Linked DNA regions of Mus musculus: region 1 is linked to region 2. Evidence: chromatin loops called from intact Hi-C (ENCODE). Cell type or tissue: heart. All regions are shown on one strand. Region 1 overlaps Ppfia1 (protein tyrosine phosphatase, receptor type, f polypeptide (PTPRF), interacting protein (liprin), alpha 1). Region 2 holds the start of Cttn (cortactin).

Region 1 (4,000 bases), 80 kb before region 2:
ACCTACTGTGTCCTTAGTATCACATTTAGATTGGTATGCTAGAGCCTCCTCTTTTGGAGTTAAGTGGTATAGGAAGGAGAAGGCAGTATAGCCAGCAAAGCCCAAGGTGAGAGGCAGGCATGTGGAGCAGGGGTTGCTTAGATTCCTGCTGACAGCCCACTTTACTGGTTCATGATGGGCGTCTCCTTGGTGCTCAAGGAATCTGCACTTACGCTCTTGTGGTGTGTCTGCAGATATCAGTTAGCAAGTCAGTAATGAGTGCCTTGATGCATCTCTCAGCTGTAAAGTCAGTTCTATGAGATGGGACTAAATGTTTGAATGTCCTTTTTAGAAACAGTAATTTGGTGTTAGTGTTGTGTGCTGAGGGGTTTTGTTTGGTGACTAGAGAGTTGTCTTTTCTTCCTGGAGTCTTAGGAATGAGCAGGTTAATTAGGTCAGATTCCGTTGCCTCATACTCAAGAGGCTTTCAGGAGGTCATGAGTCCTACTTGCTCTACTCTACACTTGGGTTTGTTGCAGCTCAACTCTGCATCAGTGGCTGGTCAACATTGAGGTTTTTGGAAAGAACAGGCACAGGGGAGGCAGAGCTGGTGGGTGTTGTGGGTAGTGAGTTTCAGGCAGTGAGAACTGTCTCACCTGTTGCTAGGTTGTGCTGGCTTGCTGCTCTGCAGTGCCTCATCAAATGTAGGACATGCTTGTGTCCACAGTTACATCATATCTGACCCGAGTCTAGTGTCACAGAGTAAACTTGTTCTAGATAATTCACTTCCTGGAATCAGGGTCCTCTGGTAGCTAAAAATGTGACCAGATGGGCATGTATGTTCAGTCAGTGTACTTACATTGGAGCATGCATGAGGACTGCACAGGCCACAAGTGTGTGCCTCAGCCAGCTCTCCAGTTAATGCTTGGGGAGCTTGGATCAAGGTATGGATAGGACCATGCCTCCTGTGAAAACTCTCCTGCTTCCTGCCATCAGTGACTGTCCTCCATTCTAATGTGGTCCAGCTCTTCACTACTGGTTCCTTTGCGCATGCTTGACTTTCTATAGGAAATCTGTATGTTTTGTCTTTTCACCATTCCCTGGACTTGTGAGATCCACCTTTACTTGCCCTGCAGCACTTGTGTAGATGGGCCCTGCCTGTTCCTTCTGCAGTCAGGACCCCTGAGGCTGACCCTGGTCCTAATCTTCCTAGGATACTTTTGCATTTGGGAGGTGCAGAACTAGCTGTGTGTGTTTCTGTTGGAGTGTTCTAAGGAGTGGAATTGTAGTGGACACCAGCCTCAGGAGTTGCTGCCAAAAGTGGTTGTGGTGACAGTTGGTACAACCACATGGTCACCCTCAGTATGAGGAACTGTTGTTATGTGCTGTAGAGCTCCAGGTGGAGAGATGGCTTCTTGACTGCAGCCACCTGCAGAGAAGTGTGCAGCAGCTTCTCTGCAGGTACATGAGGGAGCGCCGAGCAAGCTTTTAGTTCTTGTTTGTTGATTGGATTGTCTATTTCTAATTTGAAGGTTTTTTCTTTAAGATTTCTTTCTTTATTTAATATGAATACAGTAGTCTATCTACATGTAAGCTTGCAGGCCAGAAGAGGGCACCAGATCTCATTGTGGATGGTTAATGAACCACCATATATATGGTTGCTGGGAATTGAACTCCAGACCTCTGGAAGAGCAGCTAGTGCTCTAAACCTCTGAGCCATCTCTCCACCCCCTGATTTGAAGTTCTTTATACATTCTCTGTACATATATGTATAGAAGATTTGTTTGTTTGTTTGTTTGGTTGATTTTAAGACATGGTTTCTCTACATAGCTCTGGCTGTCCTCAAACTCCCTTTGTAAACCAGGCTGGCCCCAAACTTACAAAGATCTACCTGCTTCTGCCTTCTAAGTGCTGAGATTAAGGTGTGCACAACCACACCTCAGTAGAAGTTTAAAAAAATTTTTTTTAAAGATTTATTTATTATTATGTGTAATAGTCTGTAGCTGTCTTCAGACACAGCAGAAGAGGGCATTACATCTCATTACGGATGGTTGTGAGCCACCATGTGGTTGCTGGGATTTGAACTAGGACCTTCAGAAGAGCAGTCAGTGCTCTTAATCGCTGAGCCATCTCTTCAGCCTGAAGTTTTAAATTTTAATGTAACTCAATTGATTGATCTTGGTTCCTCCCACCCTCCAAGAATATTTAGTTTTGGTTGTGAGCCTAGCCATTAACTGCTGAGCCATCTTTCTAGCCCAAGAATATTTAATGTAGAGGCTGGAGAGTTGGCTCAGTGATTAAGAGCACTTGCTGACATTCTAGAGGACCTAAGTTTAATTCCCAGCACCCATATGGCAACTCATCACTTTCTATCTCACACCTTCCTTTGGCCTCTAATGACACTAGGCACATAGGTACATAGCTATACATGCAGGCGAAACATCCATACACATGTGTAATTAATGTGTATTAATCCATACACATATGTAGGCCAGGCTGGTGGTATATATCTTTAATTCCAGCACCCAGGTGAATCTCTGTGAGATTGAGGCCAGCCTAGTCTATATAGTAAGTTCTAGGCTAGCTAGGGCTACAGAGTGAACTGTCTTTAAAAATAAAAAATCAAATCCCCACCAAACCCAAAGTAATATTTATTGTGTCCTCATCAGCTAGTCTTGACTTGAGCTAGGGTGTGTCTCAGTGGTAGAAAGCTCTTCTGCTCCAGTGGTATCTTTGCCATCTTTACACAAATGACTGGATGACTGCAGAAGTTGTCTTGAGATCTGATATTTTAAATTCTTCACCTTTGTTCTTTAAGATTTTCTTAGCCGGGCGTGGTGGCATACACCTTTAATCCCAGCACTTGGGAGGCAGAGGCAGGCAGATTTCTGAGTTCAAGGCCAGCATAGTCTACAGAGTGAGTACAGCCAGGGCTAAACAGAGAAACCCTGTCTTGAAAAACCAAAAAAAAAAAAAAAAAAAAAAAAAAAAAAGATTGTCTTAGTCTGGCTCAAGAAATCTGCTTCGGCCAGATTGAGGCTTGGTGGGTTAAAGTGCTTGCTTCACAAGCCTGGGAGCCTGGCCTTGGAACTAGTGGTGGAAGGAGAGAGAGAAGCAATTCCTGTAAGTTATTATTTGACCTCTGCATGTGTGCCAACATACACACACACAGTCAGGCTGCATGACTTTATCTTTGAACATGTCTAATCTACTCTGTGGGGCCAGTGTCTTTTCAGCATTGCTCTTTGAGTCTACAGTAGAACACAGCGGTGTAACTATTTATTGTTGGTGTATTGAGATAGAACTGGCTTATTTAAAAAATACTGTCTTGAACATTTATTTGTTTTTATGTGTATGGTTATTTTTTTTTCTGTATGGATATCTGTTCCCCACCTGCATGCAGTACCCTTGAAGGCCAGAAAAGGTGTTGGATTCCCTGGGATTGGAGTTATATGCGGTTGTGAGACACCATGTGGGTGCTGGAAATTGAACCCTGGGTCCCCTGGAAGGGTAGCCAGGTACTCTTAAACTGCTGACCCATATCTCTAGTTCCTAAAGAGAACTGACTTTTGCCTTTTTTTTTTTTTTTTTTAAAACTTGATCTCTGTTGATCAGGTGAGTTTCAATTTGTGATTTTCCTACCCCAGATTCCTAAAAGCTGGGATTATAGGTGTGGACTCCACACTCAACAAGAACTGAGTTTTAGGATTTGGAGTTGCTTTCTCACTCCTGCTCTGGATCTCTGATTGATTGATGATTTTCTTGTGGAGTTGGACTGGCTGAATTCTTCAACACAGGATGTAACTGCCACCCATGGTTGTTACGGGCTCTTGTTTTGCTCCTGGAAGCATTCGTGCACTGTTCTATCTGCAATTGCAATAGTTACTGAAAGGCTTTGGTAAATAAACATTCTCTGTTAAGTATGAGACACTTCTTTCTATGCTTCCTAACAGTCCTTTTTTTTTTTTTTTTTTTAAATTTGTTCAATTGTTTTTTGAGACAGGTTCTTGCTGTAGCCCAG
Region 2 (4,000 bases):
GTGTATAGGTGACATGTTGGTTAGTTTTTGTCAACTTGACACTAGAGTAATCTTGGAAGAGGAAACCTCAGTTGATGAATTGCCATCAGACTGGCCTGTAGGCTAGTCTGTGGGGGCATTTTCTTGGTTACTGATTGATTCAGAAGGGCCCAACCCACCGTTGTGGGTTGCCACCCTTACACTGGTAGACCTGGGATGTGAAAGAAAGGCTGAGCAAGCCAGTATGCAGCACTCCTTCATAGTCTCTGTTTCAGTTCCTGCCCTGCCTGAGTTCCTGTTCTAACTTCCTTCCCTCAGTGATGGACTATAATTTATGAGCCAAATAAGCAGTTTTCTCCCCAAGCTGTATTTGATCAGTTCTTTTTGTTTTGTTTTGTTTTGTTTGTTTTTCGAGACAGGGTTCAGTTTTTTGATCACAATAGGAAGCAGATAGATGGAAGAATGGATGAACAGATGTATGGCTAGATGAGTGGGTGTATGGGTAGATGGGCAGAAGGACAGATTGGTGGATTGGTGGGTAGAAGATTGACAGGGGAGTGAATGATGCTGTGTAGATCCATGCGTGGGTAGAGAGTTGCAGGGTGGATACATGGTTGGAAGCTGGGTTGAGGGTGAATGTGTGTTGGACAGGGCTTGACGGGTGTTTCTAAATCGGATCTCCGCAGCTGACTGGCGGCCGAGCTGCCTATGAGTCCTGGAACTGTGTATCCTGCTTTCTTGATCAGCTAACAGGAATACGGGGCGGGGACGGCCTGGAATAGGGCGGGATCTTGCGTGGCCCCGGATGCGGCCCCGCCTCCGCGGAACCGGAAGTGAGCGGGCACAGGGAGCGGCGGGGCGCGGCGGGAGCCTGGTGGACCCTGCTGGTGCGGTGAGCGGGGGATGGGCGTCCTAGAGAGCTGCTGGGGGACAGGAAGGGTGTGGGATGATGAGTTGTCAGGGTGCCGGGCCTGGACGGGAGGTTGGGGTACAGGGTCTGGACTGGGCCCAGGTGATCCGAGTGCGGGGCAGGGTCGGGGCCCAGGGGTGCAGGGCCAGGATCTGTTGGTCGAGGCCTCGGAGTGTAGGGCTGGGACCCCTGAGTCAGGATTCCAGGCCAAAACCCGGTGTTCGCGGTGTGGGGCCGGGATTGTGACTTGGGGTGTGTGGCTGGGGTCGGGCGTCGGGACCCGGGCTGCAGGGCTAGGATCGGGGGTTGGAGTGCAGTGCTAGGAGGGGGAACCGGGGTGCAGAGTCAAGGCCAAGGGTTCGCGGTGTGGGTCCGAAATCGGGGGGTTGGGGTTGTGGTGTGGCGCTGGGATTCGGGATTCGGGGTGTAGGGCCAGGATTGGAGGCTCAAAGTCCCGGGTCGCAGGGTCTGGATGGGGACGTCGGAGCCCCGGGTATTGGGCAAGGATCGGAGGTTTCGGACACCAATGCTGAGCCGTTCATCCCGTCATTTGTGGAGTAGCTAGGGGTGCACAGCCGGTCTGGCTCTGAGGGGGCGGGCCCTAGGACACAGGCCCTAGGAATTTTGGACATAAAGAAAGGGGTGGGGTTTCAGAGCAGGAACCCAGGATGAAGTGCTAAGTCGGTTTGGGGTGTTCTAGGTCAGAGTGCATAATTATGGGTCTGTGGTAGTCAGAGTACCAGAACCTGGGAAAAGAATGTAGACCTGAGGCCTGGGAGATGCTGGTGGGGGTAAGGGGACTTTGCTTCTAGAATCTAGTGGAATGATGAGGGCCTGGGGGAAGCTGGTGGGCCTGGGGAGCCTGGGGTTCCAGAACCCAGTGGAATTATGAGGGTCCAAGGACCTGTAGGAAGTTGGTAAGGCTGAGCAGCCGGGTTCCAGCATTGGTCTCTAGTCCTCAGGACTGGGCTGAGAGGCCAACATCTGAGGAAAGGCCTGGGCACCTGAGGGAAATTTGCAATGGGGTCAATGGAAATCCAAGCGCCTAGCTTGCTTCCTGGAGCTAAGGAGCCTGGAATCCAGCCGCCCCTCCTCCTGGGTGTGTGCCCAGTCACTGCAGAGGTGTTTGGGCCTGGTATGTTCCTTTGTTTCCTCTTGGTCCGTGTGAGGGATGGGGACTTGTGGCCAGGGAGAAGGAATTCCCTGTTGTGCCCAGTGAAGCAAGCAGAGGCTTTAGCCCTTCCTAGTGGTTTGCCCTGGCTGCACTGCCTGGGCCTTGCCAGTAAGTAGCCCAAGCTCCAGTAAGTCCTCACCACCCAGTAGACCCTCACAGTCAGAACTTACAGCCCACCCCCCACCCCCCTCCCCCAGCGTCCACCAGGGGTCAGGCCTCTGCTGGCTCACCCAGAGTGAGTCACCAGTTCAGGCCCTGAGTCAACACTGCTTCTCTGTTTGACTGAGAAGGTTGTCACCAGAAGTTTGAAGGAGGGAGAAGCAGCTTTTGTGGGAGCTTCAGATGTAGAAGAGTGCAGAGGTGGGGTTGAAGAACTGATTGTGGTACTAGGTCTCCAGAGCACCCTGGGCCTTGCTAGACAGCTTCTCCACCCAACTTTAGCCCTGGCCCTAGAGCTGACCTTTAATTGAGGGCTTATGACAGTTATGCCTTTAACACCTTGTAAAATGCCAGGGAATTTAATTGGCCCTTCAGACTTTGACCTGTTAGTCGGGAAGGCACCTGGCATAACTCCGCACCGTCCTGAGCATCCTTACCTCCTTGTGCCCCTGGTCTTTGTCCTGGGCATGGTCGTGTCTGCCTACCAGCTTGTCTCTTAATGGAGTCCTGGGCAGGCTAGCCTACTCCGTCTGTGCACTGGCCTCCATAGGCATGGGGTGGGGGTTGCCCTTTCCATAACAACTCCTGACCCAGCCACCTTTGCTCCGCTGCGCTATAGGTATCAGGTTCAGGGCCTCAAGATGGTGGATTCCTCCATCCTGTGACTAGGTCCTCTCTGACTGAGCTTCGTGCTGGCTGTGTGGGGCTGAGTGGCTTTCTCTGTCCCCGTCTGATTTCTATCAGCTTTATTGATATTTCACCCTACACGTGATCACCCGATTGAAGGGTTCAGTGGTTATCGATGTATTCAGAGTTGTACAGCCATCACCACAAACAGTTTTGGCCTTCTCAGAGATCTACATAGAATGTGCATGCCCATGGTCCCAGTGGCTGGGAATGCTGAAGCAGAGGACCTTAAGACCAAGGAGTTCTGGCCAGCCTAGGAACAAACCTGGAGTCTGTCTGTCTGTATGTGTCTCTCTTTCTACTCCTCCCTCCCACTCCCTTTTTGGTGGTGGTTGGGATGCATTTGAGACGGATCTCTATAGCTTTGATTAACCGGAAACTCACTACGTACACCAGCATGCCCCCTACACTTGCAGCCATCCTCCTGCCTCCTGAGTGTTGGGATTATAGGCTGTGGGCACACACTATCAAGCTGGGCCGCTCTGCTCTGTCCTTTAGAAAAGAACGAAACTGGATATCTTAGCCTCGAATTTCCCCTGATTAGCTCTCCTCTCAGCCCTCCTCCCACATTGCCAGCACCCCCCACATCCCATTTGCTGGGGATCAAGTACAGAGCCTCGAACACACAAAGCTTGTATTCCACCCATGAGCTCCAGCCCTGCCTTTTTCCTCCGTTTCCTTTTTTGTTTGTTTTGAGATGAGATCCTTCCATTGAGCTCCTATGTTTAAGTGTCATTCCCCCAGTCCCCTATCACTGTGCCTGGCATCTTTGTTATTAAACAGGTTAGCTATCTTTTTAACTAATGATTAGTAAGTGCTCTTTATATATTCGGAATCCATTATTTGAAAACCATTCTTCTTCCACAGGTCATCCTGTCACGTGTTTGCTTCTTGGCAGGGTCTCATTCTGTAGTCCAGGCTAGCCTCAAACTCTACAGCCTCCACCTCAGCGCCCTGAGTGCTGGGTTCTAGTTTATATGCTGCCATACAGGTTCTTGTTGGTTTTCTGGTGGTTATCTTTTGAGGAACCAAAAAACATTTGAGCATTTAGATGAGAAGGCTCAGTGGGCAAAGGACACTTGCCACTGAGC

Evidence for each region. Peaks named below come from ENCODE experiments on the same cell type or tissue, not always from the same donor. Only the 100,000 strongest peaks of a DNase experiment are listed, where the experiment ranks them.
Region 1: it touches region 2 in a loop (2.2-fold over the local background); 1 of 42 quality-filtered maps calls a loop at or near these places.

What each region holds. Positions count from the first base shown.
Region 1 is chr7:144,547,693-144,551,692 of GRCm38, reverse strand. The region is part of intron 2 of Ppfia1 (protein tyrosine phosphatase, receptor type, f polypeptide (PTPRF), interacting protein (liprin), alpha 1); the gene reads left to right. Among named protein-coding and RNA genes, the nearest start is that of Ppfia1, 4.0 kb to the left of the region's middle. In heart, a CTCF peak has its summit at 1,589 (motif pointing right); no DNase peak of the experiment used is centred here.
Region 2 is chr7:144,467,560-144,471,559 of GRCm38, reverse strand. It overlaps Cttn (cortactin), which reads left to right and starts at 625. Exons shown (of 18, transcript NM_007803.5): 1 at 625-871. In heart, a CTCF peak has its summit at 2,186; DNase peaks (open chromatin) are centred at 779 and 1,969; H3K4me3 peaks cover 2,739 bases; H3K27ac peaks cover 2,376 bases.